Linked DNA regions of Homo sapiens: region 1 is linked to region 2. A link is an interaction called in ENCODE POLR2A ChIA-PET data of the cell type or tissue named here. Cell type or tissue: Panc1. All regions are shown on one strand. Region 1 overlaps TLCD3A (TLC domain containing 3A). Region 2 overlaps VPS53 (VPS53 subunit of GARP complex).

Evidence for each region. ChIA-PET counts read pairs that join two places held together with the same protein. Peaks named below come from ENCODE experiments on the same cell type or tissue, not always from the same donor. Only the 100,000 strongest peaks of a DNase experiment are listed, where the experiment ranks them.
Region 1: POLR2A ChIA-PET joins it to region 2 with 9 read pairs; 2 of 35 experiments call an interaction of 5 or more read pairs at or near these places.

The regions. Positions count from the first base shown.
Region 1 is chr17:733,985-736,484 of GRCh38, forward strand. The region is part of intron 2 of TLCD3A (TLC domain containing 3A); the gene reads left to right. Among named protein-coding and RNA genes, the nearest start is that of TLCD3A, 2.6 kb to the left of the region's middle. In Panc1, no CTCF peak of the experiment used is centred here; no DNase peak of the experiment used is centred here; H3K4me3 peaks cover 131 bases.
Region 2 is chr17:640,044-642,543 of GRCh38, forward strand. All of the region lies in intron 7 of VPS53 (VPS53 subunit of GARP complex), which reads right to left. Among named protein-coding and RNA genes, the nearest start is that of VPS53, 74 kb to the right of the region's middle. In Panc1, no CTCF peak of the experiment used is centred here; no DNase peak of the experiment used is centred here.

The DNA of each region.
Region 1 (2,500 bases), 94 kb after region 2:
AGCTGTCCGTCTCACTCTAGCCTGCGGTCTTACCTGGGATCAATCCTGCTGTCATGATTTTTGTGCTTTTCTTCTGCCTTTTTAAAAACAAAACTGGCTATTGGCGATGAATAAGTAGATGCTACGATAGATCAAGTGACATCGATTGTAGACACCAAAGGTTAATATTGGTGTGGCTGGGTACAATTTTTCTTCTTCTTCTTCTTCTTTTTTTTTTAAAGACAGGGTCTCACTATGTTGCCCAGGCTGGTCTTGAACTCCTGGGCTCAAGTCATTTTTCTGCCTCACCCTCACAAAGTGCTGGGATTACAGGCATGAGCCACCACACCCAGCAAATTTTTTACTTTTTTTTTTTCCTGTCGAGACCTCAGGCTGAGGTGCAGTGGCATAATGACAGCTGACTGTAGTCTTGAACTCCAGGGTTCAAGCCACCCGTCTTCCTTAGCCTCCCAAGCTTGGACTACAGGCACACACTACTACACCTGGCTAACTTTTTTTTGTTGTTGTTGGTAGAGACAGGGGTCTCCCTGCGTTGCCCAGGCTGGTCTTGAACTCCTGGGCTCCAACGATCCTCCTGCCTGGGCCTCCCAAAGTGTTGGGATTATAGGCGTGAGCCACTGCACCCAGCCAAAAAAGGCCTTTCAGGGTTCATATACTATATACTGAATATTTTTCTATTATATGCCTTCTCATTTTATGCCTTCACATAGAATGCGATTAGATAGAAGGAGTTAAAAATCCCCCCAAATTATAGGCAGAAGGTGGTATGGGGCCAAGGATTTAGTCAGATTCTTAAAGGATTCAGACACTAAAATGACAAAGTCACAGCTCCAGGTGGTTTTCTCAATTTAAGTACTTAATTCAGATAGTACGTTGTTGTTTTAGACAGGGTCTGGCTCTGTCACCCACGCTGGTCTGAACTCCTGGGCTCAAGCCATTCTCCCACTCAGGCCTCCCAAAGTGCAGGGATCATAGGTGTGAGCCACCGTGCCCAGCCTGTATAGTACCTTTTAACATTTAAAAGGACTCCCCCTCCCCGCCGCCTTTCTTTTTATTGAGATGGAGTCTCACTCTGTCACTCAGACTGGAGTGCAGTGGTGAGGTCTCGGCTCACTGCAACCTCCACCTCCCAGGTTCAAGTGATTCTCCTGCCTCAGCCTCCTGAGTAGCTGAGGTTACAGGCATGTGTCACCACGTCTGGCTAATTTTTGTATATTTAGTAAAGCCATGTTGGCCAGGCTGGTCTTGAACTCCTGACCTCAGGTGATCCATCCGCCTCGGCCTCCCAAAATGCTGGGATTACAGGCATGAGCCACCGTGCCCGGCCGACTTTCCCACATTTAATTATTTAATCTTCACTGCAGTTTTGACAGGTAAGACAGACAAGGATTATCATCTTCATTTTACAAAGAAAGTTAAATCACAGGCTAGTGATAGTGAAGATTATAATCCAGATCTCTTGCTAATAAATCTTCAGAGGATTCTACTCATGAGTCACAATTTCAGATCTCTTCTCTGAATTGGTGAAAACATGAAAACCCTAGGTTCCCTTCAAGGGGAGAGGCCAGTTATATTTCAGCTAAATTTTAGTAGCTGTTTATAGGTATTTTACTTGAAATTGCTTGAAGAAAGCACCTGAGACCATAGATGGGCATTGGAATAAGTATGGCATCTTTTTGGCCAAAAGAAACCTAGCTAGGTCGGGTGCGGTGGCTCCTGCCTGTAATCCCAACACTTTGGGAGGCCGAGGTGGGCGGATCACTTGAGGTCAGGAGCTTGAGACCAGTCTGGCCAACATGGTGAAACCCCCATCGCTACTTAAAAAGAAAAAAAAAAAGAAAATAGCCGGACGTGGCGGCAGGTACCTGTAATCCCAGCTACTCGGGAGGCTGCGGCAGGAGAATCGTTTGAACCCACGAGTCAGAGGTTGCAGTGAGCTGAGATCGCGCCACTACATCCAGCCTGGGCGACAGAGCAAGATTTTGTCTCAAAAACCAAAACCAAAAAAAAAAAAAAAAAAAAGGAACCTGGCTAATGAATTCACCTACAAGTGTGTTATACTTGCCATTACTTGCTTGCCTTATTTGTTTATTCATTATTTACGCCGTGGTAAGTGTGGAGTTGCTCAAGAGCACAAATTCAGATGGCGCCTCCGTAGACTGTATTTCCAGTGTTGCAGTTCAGCGGACTGGCTGCGTCCGAAATCAGAGACAAAGTTAATACAGATTTCAGGGCCCTCGGCTTACAATTTAGAATCTCTGGGGACTGGAGCGCTTAACAAGCACTGCAGGTGATTCTGATGTTCAGGTAGTTTGAGAACCATAAAACGAAATGGTTTTCTACCTAATACGTGGATGCGCATCAAACGTTTGCTGACCATGTGAATGGAATCCTCAAATAGTACATGATTTCAATTTAGATGTTTCTTCACAGAAAACATCTGTGGAATGCTTATCACTGGGAACCACATTGTATGAATTGTAGAGGCTTCCCTTCTAAT
Region 2 (2,500 bases):
CCATCCAGTTCCAGCTTCCTGGCCACTTTGTTTACCTGCTCAAGCCTCAGCAATGGCGGGCGCCCCTCTCCCAGCCTTGCTGCCGCCTTGCAGTTTGATCTCAGACTGCTGTGCTAGCAATGAGCGAGTCTCCGTGGGTGTGGGACCCGCCGAGCCAGGCACCAGATATAATCTCCTGGTGTGCCATTTGCTAAGACTGTTGGAAAAGTGCAGTATTAGGGTGGGAGTGACCCAATTTTCCAGGTGCCGTCTGTCACACCTTTGCTTGTCTATGAAAGGGAATTCCCTGACCCCTTGCGCTTCCCGGGTGACGCGATGCCCTGCCCTGCTTCAGCTCATGTTTGGTGGGCTGCACCCACTGTCCTGCACCCACTGTCCGACAAGCCCCAATGAGATGAACCTGGTAACTCAGTTGGAAATGCAGAAATCACCCGTCTTCTGCGTCGTTCAAGCTGGGAGCTGTAGACTAGAGCTGTTCCTATTCAGCCATCTTAGAACTGCCTATGTCGCCATGTTCTTCATTTTCAAAGTCACCTCTTGAGATAGGCTGGACCTGGTTATGTTACTAGTGAGCCGCATAATCACAAGTCACTTCCTCTCTGTGGGTCACAACTTTGAATAGCTGTGAAATAAGAGGGTGGGGCTAGCAGCCCATACTAGATGATTCTGTGTCCTCTCCAGTACTGATTATTCCACAACACCCATCTTACGGTGCTAACTGGCTTTACAGGTGGCTAGAGGTTAGATGTATGCTTAATCCTGGAGCAGAAGGATACGCATATAAATGTCAATGTTTCCAACAGCAGTTTTTTTCTTTGTTTTTTTTTTGAGACGAAGTCTCACTCTTGTCTCCCAGGCTGGAGTGCAATGGGATAATCTCGGCTCACTGCAACCTCCGCCTCCTGGGTTGAAGGGATTCTCCTGCCTCAGCTTCCCAAGTAGCTGGGATTACAGGCGCCTGCCACCACGCCTGGCTAATTTTTTGTATTTTTAGTAGAGACAGGGTTTCACCATGTTGGCCAGGCTGGTCTCCAACTCCTGATCTCAGGTGATCCACCCACCTCGGCCTCCCAAAGTGCTGGGATTACAGGCGTGAGTCACTGCGCCCAGCCTCTACCAATAGCAGTTTGTGAAGTGGCTATCAATGACTCAGATGAAAGCAACTATTCCCTTACAGACATCACTGATGGTATCTATAGACCCAAACCTCAATCCCATGCATTTTCAGGGTAAGATGTGAATTTCAGTCTTTATAAGCAATTGCTTAAATAGGATTCTAGAAAGAAGTCAACAGACTTGAAAGAATTTATCTTTGGCCTCATTCCTTTAAACTCCTTCCTCTTCTAACCATGAAAAGGTTCCCACTACAAAGAGGTAGCTCAACTGATAACTGTCAGCAAAGCACATATATGTGCCAAACTACCAAGATTTCCTAGTCATTCCTTTCTTTTCAGACTGGAGTACAGTGGTGCATTTGTGGCTCACTGCAGCCTCAACCTCCCAGGGTTAAGTGATCCTCCCTTCTCTCAGCCTCCTGAGTAGCTGGGACTATAGGTGTGCACCTCCATGCCCAGCTAATTCTTGTATTTTTTGTAGAGATGGAGTTTTGCCATGTTGCCCAGGCTGATCTCAAACTCCTGGGCTCAAGCGATCTGCCCACTTCAGCCTCCCAAAGTGCTAGGATTACAGGCATGAGCCACTGTGCCCAACTGATTTCCTAGCCATTCTTGTGAAAGTCCGCCTACAACTCATAGAGAACAGGGAAAACAAAAATTCCTCCTGGCATCCACGTAAGTTCAGCCTGTTGCATGGTGGCAACCCCAAATGGGTCACTCTTCAGAAACAAAAGATTCATTGTGCTGCCCAGAAAGGAAAGTCAACCAGGTGGTTTCTGGCATCCTCCATGCCACGTGACTGCAGGGCTGTTCCAAGGCACCCTTTCCTAAAAGTGTTCTCAGCTTTTCGTAAGGGGGAGTCACAGACAGACAGCAAATTATGAACATTGTTCAGATATCTGTGGATAAAGTAGCCCTGAGACTTTTGTTACCTTGTGAGTGACAGTCCCAAAGAAAACACCCCCAACAGTTCCCAAATAAATATACCGCCCTCCCAAACCACAGTCTTCTAAACAGCAGGGTTAATTAGTCAAATGCTACAGTTCCAAACAGACACCATAAAGAATCTCAGCCTAGAATCTTGAGTGACCCCATGAGACACTTCTGAGATCACCAAGGACAACACTCATACTTGGCAACCGAGGACAACACTCATACTTGGAAAGCGAGGACAACACTCATACTTGGAAAGCGAGGACAACACTCATACTTGGAAAGCGAGGAAAACACTCATACTCGGAAACCGAGGACAACACTCATACTTGGAAAGCGAGGACAACACTCATACTTGGCAACTGAGGACAACACTCATACTTGGAAACCGAGGACAACACTCATACTTGGAAAGCGAGGACAACACTCATACTTGGAAAGCGAGGACAACA